3 separate regions of the Homo sapiens genome follow, and all the other regions are linked to region 2. A link is a loop called in an ENCODE intact Hi-C map of the cell type or tissue named here. Cell type or tissue: heart right ventricle. All regions are shown on one strand.

Region 1 (8,000 bases), 150 kb before region 2:
ATATACTGTTGTAACCTTTGATCACACTTAAAAAGTACATGGGCAAGGTTCTTATCCTTGAGCAGATGAGTGCTTTTCATATGACTAGTTAAAAACTTACTTTATCAGTAGAGACAATCTAGGCTGTCGAGAGAAGTTAACCTTGTAAAATTATCAGGTTGAGTTCCACTTTGATGTTTTTCTTGGGTTATTCTAGATGCTTACTATAGTTTGTCTTTTGTACAGTTAATATATGTGTGTATAAATTAGGCTATATTCAATGATGCTAGCTAGCATCATCGTGTGTGTGTATGTATACATATATATAACATATATATTCTCATATATATATATATATATATACACACACACATACATGCATTATACATATATATATATATACAATTCCGGACCGTTGACTCTGGATCAAGGGTCCGGAAGTGCAATCCACTGTTGATTCTTTGCTCACATAGTTAAGTTTCCCACATTGTACAATCTTCAATGCTTTCACTACTCTTCTAGACTTGTGTTTATATATCATAGTAAATTTTTGGAGGACTTTTTTTTTTCCGTTTATGTATGTGTTACTTTTCCTGAAAAACATCAGTGCTGTTGTATCACAGGATTGGAGGGAAATTAAAGGTAGAGCTCAATTTATGAAATGCCTAACAAGTGATCATTGTTAAGCTTTTGCCTAATCACTACCATAATAGGGAACTAAGTCCCCTTCCATGCCATTTTGTTCTCCCCTTTTCCCCTCCTCTCTGTTTAGATATGGTCTTTTGAAATTGAGGAGTCCAGAATCTGGTACAACAGATATGGTATGACTGGAACAAAGCGAAGGGTGGCTGTCACCTCTTTTGTAGAACAATAATTTGTGAACCTTTTTTACAATATACACTTGCCTAAGCATCAACCCTCAACCTACAGAGCATCAACGTGTGGGTGAGCAGGAAGGGGGACGTGTAATTTTGTCGTATGCCTACTTACGAACCACTAGTCTAGTTAATGAGACCCTTAACACATACTAGGACTGCACTTGCTTTTTTTTGTCAGCATAATAATCTATAGATGTATATTTTGTTTGTATCAGCTAAAGCTTTGAAGACCTTCACATGAGTTAATACTACACTCCATTCATCTGTCCTGTGCCTTTGGTACTTTAGACCTTCTGTTTTTGTTTGGTCCCAATGCAAATAGGAAGATAACTAAGGTTTCTGCTTTGTTAAATAACTTCTGGTGATTTATGTATAGCTAGAACAGTGAAAACTGGGAGGCAAAAACACTACATAAATATTAAAACAATTTGACAAATTTATAACTATCACTGTAGGTCTAAAATGTGTAGGTCTAAAATGTACCTGGACTAGATGTGGTAACACATGCCTTTAGTCCAAGATACTGAAGTGGCTGGGGTGGGAGGATTGTTTGAGCCCAGTAGCTCAAGATCAGCCTGGGCAACATAGTGAGATCCTGTCTCATAAATAAATAAATAAATAAATAAATACATAAATAAATAAATAAATAAATAAAATCTAGCTGGACATTATGGAAAACAGTATGGAGGTTCCTCAAAAAACTAAAAATAGAACTCCCATGTGATCCAGCAGTCCTACTGCTGAGTATGTACTCAAAGGAAATCAGTATGCTCCCATGTTTATTGTAGCACTGTTCACAATAGCTAAGATACAGAATTAACTTCAGTGTCTATCAACAGATGAATAGATGCAGAACATGTGGTATATAAACACAATGGAATACTATTCAGCCTTAAAAAGAATGTAATACTGTCATTTGCAGCAACATGGCTAGAACTGGAGGTCATTATGTTAGGGAAAATAAACCAGGCACAGACAAGTACTTCAAGTTCTCACTTATATGTGGGAGCCTAAAAAGTGGATCTTGTGTAGGTAGAAAGTAGAATGGTGATTGCCAGAGGCTGGGAAGGGAAGAGGGGAGGAAGGAATGAAGACATTTGGTTAATGGATACAAACATACAATTAGATGGAAGGAATACATTCTAGTATTTGATAGCACAGCAGAGAAATTATAGTTAACAGTAATTTATTTTATATTTCAAAATAGCTAGAGTGGAAGAATTGTAATGTTCCTTTATTAGTCTGTTTTCACGCTGCCTATAAAGACATACCTGAAACTGAGCAATTTACAAAAGAAAGAGGTTTAATTGGACTTACAGTTCCACATGGCTGGGGAAGCCTCACAATCATGGCAGAAGGCAAGGGGGACCAAGTCACATCTTACATAGATGGCGGCAAGCAAAGACAGAGAGCCAAGAGAAAAAGTTTCTCCTTATAAAACCATCAGATCTCATGAGACTTATTCACTACCACAAGAACAGAATGGGGGAAACTGCTGCCATCATTCAGTTACCTCCCACCAGTTCCCTCCCAGAACTATGGGAATTATGGGAGGTACAATTCAAGATAAGATTTGGGTGGGGACACAGCCAAACTATATCAGTCTCCAACACAAAGAAAGATAAATGTTTAAGGTGATGTATCATCCAGTTACCTGATTTGATTATTACACATTGTATACATATATCCAAACGTTACATATACCCCAAACTATGTACAACTCTGATGTATCAATTAAAAAGTAAAGAAAAACAAAACAGAAAAAAAGCTGGAAAAGGAAGGCTTGAGATTTGATGCACTAAATTCTGTGTACTTTTGGAAATAATATTAACATAAGGTGGCACCGTTAATGGTGAAATGAACTTTTCATCCTAGGTGCACCCTTTGAGATGGCAGGCACAATGGCTCTTTGTCTTCTACAAGGGTGATTATCACATGGTAGGCTTTTTCAAACACTAACCTGCCTTCGATTCTGATATGTTCTCTCTAGGGCACCTCCCAACCTCCTGAATCAATGCTGTAGTGAGCCACAGTTACTGATGTGTGTGTCACATCCATCAGGTATGTTGACGTGAGAGAAAAAGTTTACAAATCGCAGCTCTATAAACTTGAACCTAGAAGGGCATGAACCTAATTTGTGGACCACGCAAGCATTTACTTTCCTGTACAAAGTTCCTGTAAGGAGAAATTTAAATAAATATAGTGTAGAGGAAGGGCCTTTCCAGGAGTTTCTTTAACATCAGTGAAATATTCTTGCAAGAGGCAATATTTGACTCAGTATTTTCATTGGTCATTTAGATTTTACTTTTGACTTTAATTACTGGTATTCTAGCCTTCAATGGTAGACTGTTTCATGTTTCTCCAGAAAGTTAGGTTTCATTTTTATTTTCTATAGTTTATGAGTCCATGCTTGTAACTTATAGGGAAATCATAAAAACAGAACAGAGTGTAGTTAGAACACTGAACTTCTAAAAGGATATCCCTGCCTTAGAGATGGTATATAATACTTTTTCATGAGTTGGGATAAATAAGAAACCTCTTTGTGGCACTTTGGGCAAGAAAAGAAGTTTTGCTGTAGTTAACATTGTGATGAAATGGACTATTAATCTGAAGAGTTGCACCTGGAATTTTTTAACTAATGTAGTTAACAATTAATTTGTATAATAAATAGCTATCAGAGAAGCATTATAATGATATCAGATGCTACATATTCTTCTCAAAGTACTAAATTTTACAATTATAATCTCCACAGAAGAAAATACGATTTTAAACTGCAAATAAAACATGCAAGAACTTGAATCTTTTATTCTGCTTCTACTTGCTGTGACTTTTCATGTTTTTAAGTAGGGTATTGCATTGATTGTCAACTGGGCCAAATTTTGCCCCTGCCTGAAGATATTATTTAGTTTTTAGGACTTGAAGAGTGCTACTGGTTTGACATCTGCTAGGTAAAGTTCAGGAGTGTTGGTAAACATCCTACAGTTCAGAGGACAACTCCCTATAAGAAAGAATTATCTGACTCAAAATGTCAGTAATGCTAAGGTTGAGATATATCTTAGATTATTGTGCATTTATTTTAATCCATACTCCATATGGAAAGAAGGATGGAATCAATAGAAATTGAATTTTTCCTAATTATGAACATAGTGATAGCAGGATCTGTTGATGGAGGGATTCAAATACAGCGCAGTGATTAAGATGCTGGATTTGTTATCAGGGTTGAGTTCTGGTTTCCACTCTAGCCACTTGTTAGCCATGTGGTCTTGGTAAAATGATTAGTCTCTCTGAGACAGAATGTCATTTATAAAATGTGGATAATAAATTCTACCTTACAGGTTTGCTTGGATGAATAAAATTGCTTGCAGCCTGGAAAGTATTACATGTTCAATAAATTGTAGCTACTGTTCTATTTAGAATATAAACTGATATTGGTAGCATAGTATTTATATGGTTATACAGAGAGTGAGATGGTAGAAATATTAACAGAAATGAATTTCTTGAATATAAATATTTCTTTACAGTTTAATGAAGAGCTGTAGTATTTACACATAGTATTATATATGTATACTATGTATACACATAGTATATATATACATAGTATAATATGTATACTATGTGTACACATAGTATAATATGTATACTATGTGTACACATAGTATATATATACATAGTATTATATATGTATACTATGTATACACATAGTATATATATAGTATTATATATGTATACTATATATACACATAGTATTATATATGTATACTACATATAACTAGAATAGAATCATTATATATATATATATATCTCTAGCAAAGCACAGTAACATAGGTATATAACTAGAAAATAATATTTGACAATTTGGGGAGACCTATAGAGATGCAACCTTCAAGACAGTAAACTAACGTTAAAAATGCCAAATTATTAACAGAGGTTATCAATGAGGTTCGTTAAAAAGAAAAAATATTTTCCCTTTTAAAATTTTTTATTCTTTTATTATTTTATTTTAGGGACAGGATATTGCTGTGTCACTGTCACTCAGGCTGAAGTGCAGTGGCATGATCATAGCTCACTGTAACCTTGAACACTTACGCTCAAGTGACCCTCTGGCCTTGGCATCCCAAAACACTGGGATTACAAACATGAGCCACTGCACTTGGCCTATTCTTCCATATTGTCATATTGCTTAATTTTGTTTTCAAAAAACATACATTCCTTTTGTAATTTAGAAAACAAGTATTATAAATGAAAAAAACCCTCATAGCTCCCCAATATAAATGGTGAAAAATATAATCGTTAAAACATTCCTCTTCTAATTTATAAGGTTACCCCTTTTTGCTGGTTTATCTCTATTAGTTGGTTTTCCTCTTCAGTCACCTTTCTAAAAGTGGATAAGCTGTAGGACCCATTAACATTTTACTGGCATGATAAAGCTGGTCATGTTGATGCCTTTATCGCCTAAGCTGGCATGTAGTGCTATTGTGAAGCCAGTACAGTTTCGTCTGGGTGGTGAGTAGAGGAAAAGTGCAGAAGAATTTAGAACTTGAATGTCTAAAGCCAGAACTCTATCCTTGACCAAGTCTTCCCTAATAATTTATTAAAAACTTCAATAGAAATATAGAAAGCATATTATTTAAACTTCCAGTTGACAAAAACTGGAAGACATACATACTAGCTTAGATGATTGAGTATCAGTTTCAAAATATGCATAGAGTTGAATAACGAGTAAACATTAAATTTTAAAAATATTTAATTTAAAAATATTTAAAAGGAGAAAAGGTAAATTTCTATAAATTTAGATTTAGGAATAATTTTATAATTTCATGATGAGAGAAGCTGGACCATTATCTAATGCCCGTTACCTAAGGGTTAGTTTGCCACAGTTCATTGAACTGTCTCTTAGACTAGATTTTGAAAGCAAACTTTTCAGAATCCTTTGCTATGTTTGTAGCATTGTGACCAGTTCTGCTTGCTGTATTTTAAGAGGAGTATTGATCACTATGAAGTGGTCAGAAAGCCTGGAATTAGTCAAATCCCTGCTCTGCCATGTATTAACTCTGTGGCTTTAGGTAAATTGTAATGCTTAATCTCTCAAAGCTTAGGTTTTCTTATATAGAAAATTTTTTTTAAGCTACCCCAGAAAAATGTTTTGGGGATTGACTGAGATTATAAAGATGCTAATAATAATAACTTAATAAACCTTGTATGTTGCTTACTCTAAGCCAAGCTAAATTCTAAAAATGTATGTTTGTAAGTACATTTAATTCTCATTAGTACTCTGAGGTTGATACTGTTGTTCTCATTTTACAGCTGAAGACACAGGCACAGTGAGCCTGTCTCTATATATGTCTCTCTATATGTCTTTATATATGTCTCTATATATTCTAGTAAATCATAGTTAAAAATTTTTGTGCATATGAGTGCTAGACATGGTATCATGTGTTTATATACCTTTGTTAATTTTTGCCAGAAGAAGGAAGTTGGGCTTATCTCAATAAACGTTTTGAGCCCTTTTGGTACCTATAAAGATACATATAAAGAATTATACTTATGGTATATCTCAAAACTGAGTTTGTTTCCTATAACCCATACTAAAAACAATTTATCAAGTTAATATAGTAATATATTGTGTAAGTATACATGTATAATATAGTAAGATGTATATGATAATATATGTTCAAGTTAATATAGCATAATTAGCAAAATCATAATTGGGTTCAAATAATATTATTGACTGATACTTTAAAATATTTCCCAACTATTATGCTGTTCCATTTACTTTTAAAAAAAATAGAGATATTCTTTTCAATTTAGAGTGTAAAATAATTGCCTCCTCCGTATATATTTTAAAGATGGCCTATAAACTAGATTCATTAATTCAAAATTACTAAAATAGGCAACTCAGTAACAAAGAGAATCAGCTCATTTTCTTAGATGCTAACAAAACTAATTATACAAATTCTGACAAAGTGGACATTGCAAATGAATGAAAATAAAAGGATTGTTCACGATCTTATTGATTAAATAAGGAGAGGCTTTGACTGAGTAGATGATTTATTGAATACTTAATTGAACATTAATTGATTATTTAAATCATTTTAAAGAATCAGTAGTATTCATCCCTCCATGAGAATGACAGGTTTTTTTTTTTTGTTTTTTTTTTCGGGAGTACTGGCAATCACCATCTGATTCAGTCTAACGTTTTCTGGCTGGGGCAGGAACTCTGAACTTTATTTCCAAATGAGTAATAATGATAAACAATCCTAGAGGAAAGTGGGAAAATGCCTGATGGCTTATTGGCGGGAAAAAGAAGGGTGTGTGAGAGGAGGAATTATTCAGTTATCACTGGTCTGGAGAAGAAAGAGCATGGCCCATTTGCAAAAATGATTCTTAGTTCACTTTTTTTTTTTTTTGCCTTTAGTGATATTATGGGTAATAGCGATAAATTTTTATTTTCTCAATTTATATATATCAGATTTCTCACTCTGTGTCATCAATTAATTCATTCAAATCCATTTCCAAAACTTTAATCTCGTTAACCTTGCCAATACTGTTTTGAAAATCTGTCTTGAGTTTCTGAGTTATAAACAGCCTCATATTTTCATAAATATGAAAGAAAGCCATCAAAAAAACTGCACTTATTTTTTTAGCCTTGGTTTCTCTGTATTCTGTAAAATGATATAGCCTAATAAGAGAGCTTTACTCTAGTGGCCTTCATTATAGCCCATGTGCAGGATGATTCTGAAATATATAAATTAAATGAATGGAAACAGACATGTTGACAAGTTTGTTTAGCACCAACGATTGGATATGCTATTCTTAAACCAAAACTTTTGTTTACTCATTCATTCCTAGAATTTCAGTATTTTAAGAAGTCTCAGTGCTACAGGATTTCCTGTATTTTTTTAAAATGTGGTAACATATACATAAAATTTACCATGTTAACCATTTTTAAATATACAGTTCAGTGACATTAAGTACATTTACATTGTTGGGCAACTGAAACCACAGTCCACTTCCGGAACTTTTTCATCTTCCCAAACTGATACTCTATGCACATTTAAACAACAACTTCCCATTCCCTCTTCCTCCCAGCCCCTGGTAACTACCATTCCACTTTCTGTCTCCATGAATTTAACTATTCTTGAT
Region 2 (8,000 bases):
AGAATCAGAATCAGGGATTTAGTATCAATCAAGTGGATGGAATTTAGCTAGTTATCACCAACTGTGAAAGGAAAAATATCCGTTAAATTCAGTCACAATGCTATATATCAGGCTCTCAGTGATTTTTTAAAGGAGGGTCAATTTTAAGAATTCTAAGGAATCTCTTTGTTCCTGCTAATTTGTCTGAAGGTTTACGAGGAATACAGGAGAAAGCTAAATTGTTTGGGGAACAGTAAGAGATTTAGATTCTGAGAAAGATCCTGGAGGAAAAGCTGGGGCCAGTATGCTGAAAAAGACACAGTCCTCTTGCCCTACCCCAAGAGTAAAGGGCAAGAGGTAGTGGCTGCCAAAAAAAAAAAAACAAAACAAAACAAAACAAAAAAACCTGAAAAAACAAAAAAGTTTTGTGGAGAGATATCGAATGGATATTTATATGGCTTTTTGCTGTATTTTGTATAATGTAATGATGTCCTCTTGTCTCCCCATGAAATCGTCAGTGAAATCAACATCACTTGCTAATACATTGTAGAGTGGGATTGATTTGAGGAGCGGGGAGATGTGATGAAGTAGCTGTAATAGAGGTATTGTGTTTATGAGACTGTGGCTGCTAGTCACATCTGTTTTACCCACACGAGGCTGATGTGGTCTTCTAGTTTGTAAATTATGATATGCAGGCGGTTCCTGCCAGCAGAGATTTAAAAAAAATTATGCAGGTGGGTAAGTCTTTTTCAGCACCACCTGTATTAGGTCTTTCTAGATCCCAAATCCCAGTATTGACGACTGGAGGGCTGATAAACAGTATATGGCAACCCCAGGAATTCTGTTAGCTTCTTTGGCCTAAGCCCCGGACCAAATGCAGACTTCCACTCTTACTTTTCTGAAGAGTGCAAGGTAATTTTGACATTCTTACTCCGTTAATAAGAAGAGACCCAGGAAAGGACCACCAAAAAAAAAAAAGAACAATTTCCCAAAATGACTAGACAGGTGCTGAGACTGGCCTAAACTATCAGAGATCTTCCCAATCCAGAGCACTGACCTCTGCTAGAGCCTGCAGTCAGGGGAGACATACAGTTCAGGCTCATCTTCTCACATGGAATGCTGCAGAGAGCAAATATAGGTAGCATAGAAATTAAGGAAAAAGAGTATGCCAAGGAAAGAATCCAATCAAACATGCCCAGGTTAAAGAAGTGCTTTTAGTTTCTTATCAAATCAAAAACCGTGTGCTCGTCAGAGTAAATGTGGTTCTAAAAGGCAACCCCTGCTCTCATGCATTTTGTGACTCTTGAAAAACAAAACCCATATGTAAAGGGACAATAAAATTGTACTATTTAGTATGACTAATATAAGGGTGTCTTTGTGGCATGTGGTGCATATTCTATAAATTCTTGTTGTATTGAATGGAATTAAGTAAGAGTTTGGGGACAGAAGAATCCCTGGTGTATTAGTATTTCCCTAGATAATTTTTTCTTGTAATTTTGAATTAATGAAGCTAATAATTAACTTGTAGACCAATTTTATACTAAAGGAAAATAGTAAATACCAAATATATAGCTATGATCACAAAGATCCAATCCCTTTTTAAATTTAACATAGAGATGCTTTGCTGCTCCTAAGGTACCATTCCTGCTCCCGCCTCAGAGCCTTTACATCTTCTATTTCCTCTGTCTGGCATGCATTTCCCCCAGGTTTGTGTGTCTGGCTCTTTATACAATTATCTGATAAAATGTCACTTTTTTCAGAAAGGACTTTTTCGATCTACTGTACTTATATAAACTTACCTCTGCTTCCAGCCCCTACCATCCATTACCCCCACTTGTTCTCCCTTCGTTTATTCTATTCTAAGCTTCTTTATAGCTTTATCATCACCTGGTATACTATGTTTCTGTGTTTATCTTCTTCCTTCACTAAAATATAATAGCCAGGAGGCAGAGATACATCTTGTTTTGTTCAATGGCATACAGTTTGTGCCTAGAACAGTGCTTTGCACATAATATGCATACAATACATATTTACTTAATGAGTACATGATGAAATAGAAAGTGGACTGTGTGGTAACCTTTACATCCTTATATGTATATTAGTTTTATATGTCTTCAGAAATATGTTTTAGCCATCTTCAGCTGCTGTAAAAGAATAGTTTTCTTGAGAGTAGTGCAAAGATAACTGTGGTGACTATTACTTTCCATCGTTATCCTCTTTTTTTCATATCTAAAACTTCTCACCTCTTTAAGGTACACACAAATAATAATTTTTTATTTCCCATCTAGTTACAGTCCTCCTTCAGCTTTCATCCCTTTAGTAATAGTTGTGGTGAATTTTTTCTCCCGAGAAGCCCCTAAAAAGGCGTTCATTTTTACGTAAACAAACAACAGGAGAAAAACATATAAACATGAAAGCAAAATATTTTACCTACAGAAATATATTTTCAGCAATCTATTTCTCATGCTATTGTTAAAAATATCTCTGCTTGGATAGAACCTTTTTGTTTCCATGCTGACTTCTTCTTTGCTTCTCCTGTGAACTTTTTAAATTCTGTGTTTGGCAGCAGTTTTGTTTTCCTTGGAGCTAAGTACTGTGTAACATACTGTTAGCTGAAGGCTGTGATGTAGAAATTTATTATTAAAAATAAAAGACGGAGAGAAGAATTTATTCCATAAGGATCAAAATGACTTAGTGTCAAAGCAGTTAGGATTTTCAAAATGCTTTCTATAACAGATTGTGTTTCTTTTCAAGGAAGTTTACTTTGTTTGCCAGGAATAAATTTAAGGGTCTTCATTGTGCCTATCTTGGTTAATGAGAACTGAGAAGAGAAGAAACATTCTCTTTTAAAAAAAATTTTTTTTAGAGAATTTCTTCATCAGACGGAAAGATTTTATTTGCCATTTGCAGGCATAACCTTGGTGACCTATATATCCCCAGACCTTCTGGTAAGATGCTTATTAAAATGTCATTACCCAGAGGAGTAATCATAAACTAGCCAGAGGGTATTTTTTATAGATGGTGAGAGACAAACATTTTTTTTCTCCCTGAATTAAGTAGTTATGTACTCTTATCAACTAGAATATATTTAAACTTACTTTTATTTATTTTTCCAGTCTCAATCTCTCCCTCTCTGTTTTATGTTTCTAGCAACTTTATGTAACTAATCTTAAAATCATTAGCATTCCTTCTCCAAAAAGAGTATCATATCATCTTAATAAAGTTTCTCTTTTCCCAGAATTGCTTAAGTAGCATGCTGCTATTCATTTCTCTTGAAAGTTTAGTCAAAATGAATTATTTTGCAAAAAGGAAAATTCCACAGTTTCTATTTCTTTTCCTCATTGTCTGTGGCCCATTAACGTCTTTTATCTGCTACTATGATAATGTCAAATGATTACTTTGGTCATCTGCAACTTAACACTAATCTTATCTGTTTAATTGAAAGGATGTTTTGACTTTCTCTTTGAAATAATATCAACATCATTTTGCACTTAATTCTGAAATTCATTGACCTCAATGTGCAAGCTGTCTTCTTTACTATTTATTGTGAATAACCATTTTTTTTTATTTGTTGTAATCACACATCAAGAAAGGGCTAGGGAGATGTCTTTGTGAAACATTTATCCCTATGGTTCTGTTTAATAGGAGTACTTACCAGTAGCTAAATGCCTCATTTTATTTTAAATAATCTGTAATATTAAGTCAGTTTATCACACTATGAGTAGTTTTTTTTAATGGATTCTGACAATATGCTGCTTATTGTAGTCTTTCATCCTTTATCTGAGAACTATGTTTTTATGACAGTAAAATATTTTTTATACAAATAGGATAAAAATTCATATGCTGTCATGCGCTAATATGAAGTTTATCCTTACATCTCCCACTCTCCACCCCATGCCCCATCTAGTGGCCAGAATGCTGTAATCGTGGGAAGGAATAAAGCTCTGACACTATGCAGTCCCTACCCCCATCATTGCCTCTTTCTTTGCATTAAAAAAAAAAAAAAGAAAATACACTGAAATAATAAATGCTAAATTTTGGCTCAGATTATTTTAATTAGAAATGGAAGTTTAATGATAAACACTTTGTATTCTTCAAATCCAAAAGGAGAAATATCCTGTTTACTTCCTTTGGTGCTCTTATTGACTGTAGAACATTACAGTATCTCATTTGTCATATGCAGAGTTCATTCTTTTTGAATATATTTCACATAGGATGTAGATTTCTGTAACATTTTTTATTACTTTGAAAAAAGTAGCCATAGTGTACATTTTAAAATACTACCACATTCTTGGTCAGCTCATACCTTTCAAATATAATATAAAGATGATATTAATATATAAATAAGAATGGAAAAGAATTTCTTTGCCCTGCATATTTCTCAGTTTGTTATATAATGCTAGGAAATAACTCTCTGATACATAACACACTTGGCAAATTTTACTGTTTTATGCTTTAAAAGAAAAAGTCAAATTTAGATAGTGAATTTTTTGAAATGCATCTTACAAGCTCTGATTTGCAAATTACCAAATTGATCTTATCTTCTGGAGTAAATGATGACCCAAATTAGTCTACATTTTGAGTGTTTTTGTTCTTTGACTAAAATCGTCATCGTTAAGATAATTAATGGCAGAAGGCAGTGAATTACATGCTTTCCTCATTTTAATTCTGGTCCTACAAAAATGTTTCCTTTTTGACTTACTGTCATCATGAAATATTCTCTCTTAAATCAATATATTGTGGATTATAACTTGTGTTTGTAAGATTTATTTACCTCTTTTAGTTGTGATAGGAGAATTTACCACCTTATTTTGATCCTGTTAGTTTAAACTCATTAGCAAGGAGGATAACAGTGTTAATAGTCAGCATTTTGTAAATCTTCCAGAAGATTTTGATAAATCATTTCACTAGAAGCCTATTGCTCAATTTATTGCCACTTTAAAGTTGCCAAAAATAATGAGCTCATCTTCCTATTTTAATGTAAGGTATTGTCAATGTTTGAAATGTGTCAAGAATTGTTTTTGATAGTTCTAGTGAACAACTAATGTTTCTAAATCATACTACTTATTTCATTAGTTAATTATTGCTTGTGAACCATATTATAATCATCTTTAGTATCAATAAATATTTTTGAGATGATATAATGCCAGTAAATCCATAAATTAAAAAATTAAAGCATTAAAGAAATATCTACTATGTAAGCATTCAATTTTATATAATGATTATCTGGGTCAGTGTACCCAAAATTGTGTGCTAGCCAAACTACAATTAAATCATCATGATAATTCCAAGGCTTAAAACAATTGACTATGTCTGTTAAAAATGAGTAGCTTAAAATTCATTAAATTACTTTGTTATGTTTTTTACCTATTATACTGTGAACATTTCACATGTTCTTTTTTATAAAGGCCTTGGAAGCCAAATTTTAATTGCTCTATGGTATCATTTTGTATACCGTAATCTATTGAGTAATTTCCCTTTTGTTGGATAAACAATTAGTAGCACATTATAGTTACTGGATTTTTAGATCTTAGTTTACTGGTTCAAAGGGTATGAATTTTTAATAATATATGTATTATATATATTTTATATGTGTGTAAATATATATATACAATGTGTATAAATATATATTTGTTATATAGTAGCAATATATATGCTTAGTTTACTCCCTGTTTTCCAAATATTCAACATTATTAATTTGCAAATATAATAGGCAATAGTAGTATCTTGTCATTGTTTATATTGAATTTCTTTTACTTCCAATAAAGTTAAATGTCTTTCCATAGATCTATTTATTTTGTAAGTTGTTCTCACTCTTCCCTCAGTTTTTTACTAGGGTTGGGATTCTTTCAAATTTGTAAGAACCCTTGATATCTTGAAGATATTATTCTTTACCTAAGTTTACTACAGATATTTTACCAATGTGACATTTGTGCAAATACTCTAAAGTTTTATATAGCCAGATCAATTTGTCCTCTTTTGTAATAAAAAAAAAAAGTCTTTAAAAAAAGATTTACGGACAGGATTGACAGATTGATAGCTCTTTCTCGATTCCGTGGGTGGTGGTGCATGGCCGTTCTTAGTTGGTGGAGCGATTTGTCTGGTTAATTCCGATAACGAACGAGACTCTGGCATGCTAACTAGTTACGCGACCCCCGAGCGGGTCTGCGCCTGCCACCTGTGCGGGGGCCGGCAGGACCCCGACAAGCAGCTCATGTGCGATGAGTGCGACATGGCCTTCCACATCTACTGCCTGGACCCGCCCCTCAGCAGTGTTCCCAGCGAGGACGAGTGGTACTGCCCTGAGTGCCGGAATGATGCCAGCGAGGTGGTACTGGCGGGAGAGCGGCTGAGAGAGAGCAAGAAGAAGGCGAAGATGGCCTCGGCCACATCGTCCTCACAGCGGGACTGGGACAAGGGCATGGCCTGTGTGGGCCGCACCAAGGAATGTACCATCATCCCGTCCAACCACTACGGACCCATCCCGGGGATCCCCGTGGGCACCATGTGGCGGTTCCGAGTCCAGGTCAGCGAGTCGGGTGTCCATCGGCCCCACGTGGCTGGCATCCATGGCCGGAGCAACGACGGAGCGTACTCCCTAGTCCTGGCGGGGGGCTACGAGGATGACGTGGACCATGGGAATTTTTTCACATACACGGGTAGTGGTGGTCGAGAGCTTTCCGGCAACAAGAGGACCGCGGAACAGTCTTGTGATCAGAAACTCACCAACACCAACAGGGCGCTGGCTCTCAACTGCTTTGCTCCCATCAATGACCAAGAAGGGGCCGAGGCCAAGGACTGGCGGTCGGGGAAGCCGGTCAGGGTGGTGCGCAATGTCAAGGGTGGCAAGAATAGCAAGTACGCCCCCGCTGAGGGCAACCGCTACGATGGCATCTACAAGGTTGTGAAATACTGGCCCGAGAAGGGGAAGTCCGGGTTTCTCGTGTGGCGCTACCTTCTGCGGAGGGACGATGATGAGCCCGGCCCTTGGACGAAGGAGGGGAAGGACCGGATCAAGAAGCTGGGGCTGACCATGCAGTATCCAGAAGGCTACCTGGAAGCCCTGGCCAACCGAGAGCGAGAGAAGGAGAACAGCAAGAGGGAGGAGGAGGAGCAGCAGGAGGGGGGCTTCGCGTCCCCCAGGACGGGCAAGGGCAAGTGGAAGCGGAAGTCGGCAGGAGGTGGCCCGAGCAGGGCCGGGTCCCCGCGCCGGACATCCAAGAAAACCAAGGTGGAGCCCTACAGTCTCACGGCCCAGCAGAGCAGCCTCATCAGAGAGGACAAGAGCAACGCCAAGCTGTGGAATGAGGTCCTGGCGTCACTCAAGGACCGGCCGGCGAGCGGCAGCCCGTTCCAGTTGTTCCTGAGTAAAGTGGAGGAGACGTTCCAGTGTATCTGCTGTCAGGAGCTGGTGTTCCGGCCCATCACGACCGTGTGCCAGCACAACGTGTGCAAGGACTGCCTGGACAGATCCTTTCGGGCACAGGTGTTCAGCTGCCCTGCCTGCCGCTACGACCTGGGCCGCAGCTATGCCATGCAGGTGAACCAGCCTCTGCAGACCGTCCTCAACCAGCTCTTCCCCGGCTACGGCAATGGCCGGTGATCTCCAAGCACTTCTCGACAGGCGTTTTGCTGAAAACGTGTCGGAGGGCTCGTTCATCGGCACTGATTTTGTTCTTAGTGGGCTTAACTTAAACAGGTAGTGTTTCCTCCGTTCCCTAAAAAGGTTTGTCTTCCTTTTTTTTTTTTTATTTTTATTTTTCAAATCTATACATTTTCAGGAATTTATGTATTCTGGCTAAAAGTTGGACTTCTCAGTATTGTGTTTAGTTCTTTGAAAACATAAAAGCCTGCAATTTCTCGACAAAACAACACAAGATTTTTTAAAGATGGAATCAGAAACTACGTGGTGTGGAGGCTGTTGATGTTTCTGGTGTCAAGTTCTCAGAAGTTGCTGCCACCAACTCTTTAAGAAGGCGACAGGATCAGTCCTTCTCTCGGGTTCTGGCCCCCAAGGTCAG
Region 3 (8,000 bases), 76 kb before region 2:
CACTGGAGGAGAAGTCCAAAGCCTTGAAGCTCACTGCCTCTTCTCTCATTTCAGAACCCAGTGATAGTATGCTTGAGAATTACTAAACATCAGGTATAAGGAGTCAGAGATGCTGAACAGAAATCACATGATTACCATTATTATTTTATATGATTTTTGCAGATTTTGAGACATATTTGTTCATATTTAACCCTTAAATACCTCTGAGCCATTCTTTAACACAGAATGACTGATATTTTTCAAATTTTCCTAGCCACCGTAATAATGAATACCCTTCTAGTTACTTGGGTGAAACATCCAAGATCCATTTTTGCCTGCCTTCTGAACTTCATTCCTTACTTTTATTATGTTGTAATATCCTGCCAGTTTCATGTCTGTCAACTCCTCCCTATGCTCGCAGTCGTAGTCCATCTAGTCATTCTCCACTCAGATGGTTGTCATGGTCCCAAAGGGTCTTCTCTTTCTAGCCTCCCACTCTCTAATGAGTCTTTGAAATTGCCTTCAGAGTTACTTTCCTAAAATATGCACATCTGCAGTGTACTTATTTGGCATAGAAACTGGCTACTTTGAATTTAATACATTAACTCAAATCCTATGTTGTCGATAATAATTATTTAGGACCTGTTTCAGTTTAAAAACACCGGAATCTCCCTTCTAATAAACATGGGTGCCTTTATATGTTTTTAAAAGACATTGCATACTGTCTAGAGTAACATAATAAATTTTTAGGTACAACATATATTTTTGATGACATTTGAAAGGAAATATTATGTGGGTGGAATAGGGAAATAGTAAGTTATCTAGGAAATGAAAACAGTAAATTATTTAACACAGCCTAACAGTGCTATAACTGTAAATAACACTTTAGTTCTGAAGTTAAAGGTCAGTGTTCAGAATGAAGGCAGACAAAATAGATATTCCCATGGCAGAACTGTTCTTTATGGACTTTCAGGAAACTCTAAATGACATTCTCTGCCAATAATGACTCTGGGAAATTGCATCTCCTTGTTTTCTGAATTTATTAATACTTCTATCTCCAAGTCTTCCTGGAAATCATATTTTAATCTTTTTTTTTTCTGTTTTTTTTTCCTATCCCTGCCACATGTGTTAGCAAAACTTGGATTGTTTTCTCTTACATAACACTAATCATTCAGTATCCTCCATTATTTTAGTTGTTAGGGTCATTTTTGTTTTTAGTATACCAGAACTTTGTCTTAAGAAAGAAATAATTGTGTTGATGGACTTGATGGCACAAAACAGGAGTTTTTTAAGTGGGAATGGAAAATAGTTTTTATTTTGAATGTTGTTCTGACTTGAGGTGGAATACTATATTAAGAGGGACTCTGAGGCTCTGAGTTCAGTGGGAAAGAGGGAAGTGAGAATTCATCATGTCTGAGTGGGACATCTAGTTGTAAAGGGGGTTGTGTCCCAGGGTTTCAAGTATGAACACTGTAATGAGAGGTTTGAACCTAGAACCACCTGATTACAAAGCTTACATCCTTTAATAGCTAGTCTGGATTACCCCTCATAAAAATTTGCAAATGGTCAGGAAAGTGTGTTATAATTTACAACACTTTTCCACTTGAAGTATTTTAGGCAGGACTAGGGAACAATGTAAGGATGTAAAAGTGGAGGTGGTAGAGATGGGGTTTATCTCTTTTCTTCTTAAATAATAATCTTGGAATTATGAATCTGTATGCACGAATCTTGAATAAGCATCAAAATCTTTCTAAAACTTTCACAGTGCAATGCTGTGGGTTGCATTGTGTCCTTTTCCCCCCAACCCGAATTGATATGTTGAAGTTCTAATCCCTTATGTGATGGTATTTGGTGAAGGGGCCTTTGGCAGGCAGTTAGGTGTAGATGAGGTCGAGAGAGTGGGCCCTCGTAATGGGATTAGTGTGTTTATAAGAAGAGACACCAGAGAGCTTGAACTCTCTTTCCATGTCCTCACATGTGAGGACACAGTAAGAAGGTGTCTGTCTGTAATCCAAGGAGCAAGCCGTCATTAGACACCATCCATGCTGCCACCTAGATCTTGGATTTCAAGTCTCCAGAACTGCGAAACAATAAATTTCTGTGTTTTAAGCCACCCAGTCTACAATATTTTGTTATTACAGCTTGAGCTGACATGCCCATTCCCAGGTTTTACCCTGGAGATTGATTCAACAGTTCTGGAGACCAGCCTAGCATTTGAACTCTTCAGAATCTCCATACGATTTTGTAACGTACTCTTAGGGTAGAGCGCAACCAAATTTTTAATTTGTCTACAAGTGGTTTTCAGCCTTTTCTGCACATTAAAATCTTTGGAGCTTTTAACTATGATTGATTGAGAGGCCCCATCCGTGATCAATTAAATCCGGGGTAAGGTCAGGTACTGGTGTTTTTTAAAGAGCTCCCCAGGTGAGTCTAACATGTAGCCAAGCAAAAGGAAGAACCACTGGCCTGAATTTATCCCTTTTCCTCTGTTCTTCTGCTCCATAAATCCTAGTTTCTAGAAATACGGAGTCCAATCATGCTCTCTCTTCCCCTCTGGGTTCCCCTTACATCTCAGAGTGCCATTGCTATTATTTTCTGAACAGCAAATCCATAGTTTCAAAAACCATCTTTTTTCTGTTGCCTCAAGTTTTCCAGTACTTTAAATCTCAGAATGAGGACTGTAAAAGTAAGAAAGTAAATTGATTTTCTAGGATGTTTGGATTCTGGGCAAATTGGTGTTATTTATTTAAAACTCCACATTTCAAAGATGTAATGGGTTTTAGATTTTATACCAAAACAATATTTGATATATGATGCCTTTCTAAAGGTTATCTTTCTGATTTTTTTCCCAAAATATATTTATTGAATACTTTTTTGTAATCCCTCCCAGCTACTGTGTTGGCACTCAGGATGTAAATGAAATGGTAACATTTAGAATATTTTTTAACCAGCGTGGCATTGACGCGATTGGTCAGAAAGAACATTGATTGTAAGCCACCCTATGGTCATCCTGGTGCATTTTGGCTCTGAATTTAATACCAAAAGAGGCAGCTACATCCCCACCCTCTTAAGGCTTATGGTTCCTTGTAAAGTCTTGTATTTGAATGTATGTTGACATGACCTAGATCATTTTTGGATACTACCCTAGAGTATCTGATACAGTGGATCAGAGTTGGGGCTCAGTAATCTGCATTTTCAACATGTTTCCTAGGACACTGGATAGGAAAAGACAACCAGGAAGGGATTACTCAGTTGTTCCATAAAGCAATTCCCATTGTCTTCAGTAAACTCTAGCCAACTACTTGCATATTCCTTTTATTTCTTTCAGGGTGTTTTCTGTGGAAAATCTCTACGGTCTGATAGTTGGCATCCTGGCAGTTAATTTTATGGAGAGTTAGCTTTTGTACATTCCTACAACATCGGCTCCTCCTTTCCCTCCCACTGCAAACCCCAGTCAGTAGGAGATTCTAGAAACTTGAAGAGAGATACCACTTTGTTTTTCTTCCTAAAGGTGCAACTATTTAGTTGGATGTAAAATCCTACACTCTTCAGTTGTTAAATCTGTCTCTGAATCTAGTCATCCCTCAGGGGTTTTATTAATCTAAATGACCACATTATCACAGCTGCAACTCATCTTAAGAACTATTTCTCAGAAAAAAACAGTAAGTAGCTAGTGACTCTGTACACAGAGAAAAAAATAAAGAACAGTTTAAATCATATCAGGGTTTCTTCTGAAATTTTTTTCAGTGTTGGAATGTGTAACTTTTAATCTCATTTTGGGGAATTTTAAAATTTGGTTTGGATTAAAGAGCAAAATGTTGGAAAAGTAAACAGCTTATTATCTAAAGGCATTAAATATCTAAAGGCATTAAATGTCTAAAGATATTAAAGAATGCATACTTTCAGATTCACCTTTTTAAATACATTGAAATTTTTATTCACCATCATGGTAAATCTTTTAAATCTGTTTGAATTAACATATTGTAAATGATACTCAATATATACATATTGTATGTGATTTTATATGCAGTAAGTTATAAGACCCATGGCTTTTTGAACAATTGATAATGAACATTTAAAATGGTAAGATAGATCTTAGAAATGGTATCTGATTTCCTCTTACTTCTAGTGAGTTGTGTCATTGAATGTTTTAGATAAAATCTTTGAATTATGAATATTATGCACATGAAAGAGTATATATAATATTGGTACAGTTTAAAGAATAGCAAACATTGGTGCATATTAGCCTCAAATTTAACACTGAAAGAGACATGTATCTCCCTACCCTCTTAAAACTTACAGTCCCTTGTCGAGTCATATTTGAATGTATGTTGACAAGACCTACGTCATTCTTGAATACCAGCCCCAGAGAATCTAATTCAGTAGATTAGAGTTGGAGCTCAGGAATCTGTATTTTCAACATGTTTCCTGGTAGACTGGATTGGAAGAGACAACTAGGAAGGGATTACTCGGTTGTCCTATAAAGTAATTCAGTGTGTCTTCAACAAACACTAGCCAACTCGATGCATTTTCCCGTTACTGCTTTCAGAGTGTTCTACTATTCAGCTTAAGAAATAAAACATTATCAGTGACTACAGTTTCCTGAGTGCTCTACCCTGATCCCATACTTCTCTCTTCCTTATACAGTTAACCTGTAGCATGAGTTTTAAGAAAATCATTCCATAGCATGGATCTCTTAAAAATAGAATTATATATATATATGTTTATTTTTGTCTATTTTTGAACGCGTTAGAATCATACTGTGTTTCTTCTTTGACTCATTTTTTTCATTCAGGTTTGTTTTTGAGATTCAACCGTGTTGATATGTATAATTATAGTTCATTCATTTTCCCACTATATATTAATGCATTATACGAAGGTCCTATAACATTGATCCATTCTAGTATTGATGGGTTTTTGGATTGTTTTCAATACTTTTTTGAATATTATCAACAATATGAATAAAATTATATGTGGCTTTTAGTGCACATGTACAAGTATTTCTCTAAGGCATATACCTGGGAGTTAAATTGTTAGGTTAAATATGGTATGTGCTTGTTCAGCTTTCCTAAATAGAATCAAAGTACACTCCAAAGTGATTGTAGCAATATACACTCTCCCCGGCAGGGTGGGTGAATTCTAGTTGTCCTATATACCGACAAATATGATGGGTGTAAAATGAAATTTACTGTGGTTTTAATTTTTATGTCTATGATGAATAATGATGTTGAAGCTCTTTTTATATATTTAGGAGTCATTCTTGAAATGCCTTTGTTTTTGTTCACTTTATTATTGTTGGTTTGTCTTCGTATTATTTCATAAGATTCCTTTACATATTTTCGATATGTGTCTTTTGTCGTCTAGATATATTGTGAGTGTTTTCTCGTAGGATTTTTCTCAAATTTTCACTCTCTTTAAAGTGATTTTTAGGACAAAAATTATCTTTCAATTTTAATGTATGTGGATTAGTTTTCTCTGGCATCTATAACAAATTACCGCAAACTCAGTGGCTTAAAACAACACACATTTATTCTCTTTCAGTTCTGGAAGGTCATAAGCACGAAGTCAGTTTCACTGGGCCAAGATCAAGGTTTCAGCAGAGGCTTGCTTTCTCAGGAGACTCCAGGGGAAAATTCTTTTCCTTTCCTTTTCCACCTTCTAGAGCTTCATTCCTTGCATTCCTTGGCTCCTGGCCTCTTCCTCCATCTTCAAAGGCAGCAGTTTAGCATCTTGTTTCCATCTTCACATTGCCTCGACTGCTGCTGTCCTTAAAGTTTCCTCTGCTTCTTTCTTCTGTGGACACTGGGGATTATATTTAGGCTCCATTCAGATAATCGGGGGAATCTCCCTATCTCAAAATCCTTAATTTAGTCTCATCCGCAAATTCCCTTTTGCCCTATAAAATAACTTTGACAGGTTCAGGGATTAGAATGTGGCTATCTTTGGGGGCCATTATTCATCCTAACATAGAAGATAAATTTATCTTTTTTTTTATTTTGGTGGAGATGGTAGTGAGACAGTGCTGTGACTGTTGAATCTTCAGAGGCCAGATTAGCCCAATTTTGTAAGTAGTCTCTTTAGGTCACTGTTGATCAAAAATGAGTGACCAAATACTTCTGCCACTTAAAGATGGGGGAATATTTCTTTTTCCTTAACATCTATCACTTATACCAAATGTAGGAGAGGAAAAAATGTGTGTGAGTGTGTGTGTGTGTGTGTGTGTGTGTGTGTGTGTGTGTGTATGTTCCTTCTTTTAAAATTCCTGAGCTCCTCTCTTTCCTCCCATGTTAAAATCGGTAGCATGTCCAAGCCTCTGGGCCTACTGCCTTCGGTTAGCTCACACTTGCTTTTTCATGTGAAGTTTGTTCTATGGCATAATCTTAGTAAAGCGTTTTAAAAACAAAAAGATACGGAGGCTTTTTACAACCCCTTCGCCTAATTATATGATTCATTAAAAGAATCTTGGGGGTGGGCATGGTGGTGACTCATGCCTGTCATCCCAGCACTTTGGGAGGACGAGGCCAGCAGATCACTTGAGGTCAGGGGTTTGAGACCAGCCTGGCCAACGTGGTGAAACCCCATCTCTACCAAAAAATACAAAAATTAGCCAGACATGTTGGCACATGCCTGTGGTCCCAGCTACTCGAGAGGCTGAAGTAGGAGGATTGATTGAACCTCGGAGGCAGAGGTTGCAGTGAGCCGAGATGATGCCAGTGCACTTCAGCCTGGGTGACACACCATACACACACACACACACATACACAATCTTGGTATGTAATGAACAGAGAAAATGCTTTCAGTTTTGTTTTGTGCATCTGGAAAGAAAATGGGATTCAAATGGGCTGAAGAAACAGGCCGTACCCCTAAGAAAGAAAGAAACTGAGAGGCAGATATTCTTGGAACTTTTGGTGCAGAATGCCAGAAGCTAGATAAGCACCCAAGTAGAAACCAGAGGAAAGTGACTGGGGGCGAGAAGCCATAAGCACAAGAATTGTTTAAATGCTTCAGTTTGCATTTTAGTTCATGCTACAAGTTATGTAGTTCATGCTACAAGTTTATGCCTGGAGCTTAAAATCAGGCATTTTTCTCTATCTAAATTTCTTTGCTTTAACCATTGCATTTTAAATAATTTACTCTCCTTTCTTTTGAGATATAAAAGAAAGATTTTGTTCTTGCTTTTATTCTTATTTTGAGGATTGTAGCAACATGTAGAAAAACAGGAGTAGAGCATTGCTATTATTGACAAAATACTAATGTTACGAAGTTATTGACCTATAATGTCCTTAGACTGGGAAAAATCAATGCCTTGGTAATATCTATGCCAAGTGGCAAAAAGGAGACATCAGATATTTATGTTGTTCTACATAATATTTGATTTTATGATATTTGAGTTTTGCGGGATATATTTGATGGATGTTATGATCTTAATAAGTAGAGATTGTCAACTCTTCTGTGAATGGCATATAAAAAATGATAAGAGAATGTCAACGGACATTTAAAGAAACCGAATAACTGAGTAAAATAAGTAATTCAATACTTCTGCCTTAAAGATGGGAACTTAAAATTTCATATAGTTAGTGTGTCTTGATTATTGCCTATTCCATCTTGTGGCATCATACACCCTGTAAATCTACAGCAGGAGAATACAGTTGGCATTGGAGAGGAACTGGTTTCATATGATTATCTAAATTATCCAAGAAGAATGGACTATGAATCCCTTGAACATATGCTTGAGTCCACAGGGATTCAAACCAACGCCTGGGGTTTAGATGGAAAGGCCTTGCCCAAAGAGCAAAAAGATATGACAACAAAATTATAACCCTTGGCAAATTCCATCAAATTGATTTGAATCCGTGGGCTGAAAATGTCAGTGCTTATTAAAGTATACATTGAAAATTATTAAGAATATGATTGCTGAATGTCCCATATTCTTTTGTGTCATTAACAATAAAGTGGCAGCTGAGCATTTGTCTTGTCTAACAGGATTACTGTTGGCTATGAATTAAAAAACAGAACGTGGA

Evidence for each region. Hi-C counts contacts between places; a loop is a spot of excess contacts. Peaks named below come from ENCODE experiments on the same cell type or tissue, not always from the same donor. Only the 100,000 strongest peaks of a DNase experiment are listed, where the experiment ranks them.
Region 1: a loop joins it to region 2, with 1.8 times the contacts of the local background. A loop is called at or near these places in 3 of 110 quality-filtered maps.
Region 3: it touches region 2 in a loop (2.5-fold over the local background); 19 of 110 quality-filtered maps call a loop at or near these places.

Annotation. Positions count from the first base shown.
Region 1 is chr12:20,391,048-20,399,047 of GRCh38, forward strand. All of the region lies in intron 1 of PDE3A (phosphodiesterase 3A), which reads left to right. Among named protein-coding and RNA genes, the nearest start is that of PDE3A-AS1, 25 kb to the left of the region's middle. In heart right ventricle, no CTCF peak of the experiment used is centred here; a DNase peak (open chromatin) is centred at 4,936; H3K4me3 peaks cover 154 bases; H3K27ac peaks cover 7,676 bases.
Region 2 is chr12:20,545,430-20,553,429 of GRCh38, forward strand. All of the region lies in intron 1 of PDE3A (phosphodiesterase 3A), which reads left to right. It also overlaps the pseudogene LOC728688. Among named protein-coding and RNA genes, the nearest start is that of SLCO1C1, 150 kb to the right of the region's middle. RefSeq lists a silencer at 5,906-6,200. In heart right ventricle, a CTCF peak has its summit at 3,879 (motif pointing left); a DNase peak (open chromatin) is centred at 6,518; H3K27ac peaks cover 2,876 bases.
Region 3 is chr12:20,468,999-20,476,998 of GRCh38, forward strand. All of the region lies in intron 1 of PDE3A (phosphodiesterase 3A), which reads left to right. Among named protein-coding and RNA genes, the nearest start is that of PDE3A-AS1, 100 kb to the left of the region's middle. In heart right ventricle, no CTCF peak of the experiment used is centred here; no DNase peak of the experiment used is centred here; H3K4me3 peaks cover 528 bases; H3K27ac peaks cover 6,755 bases.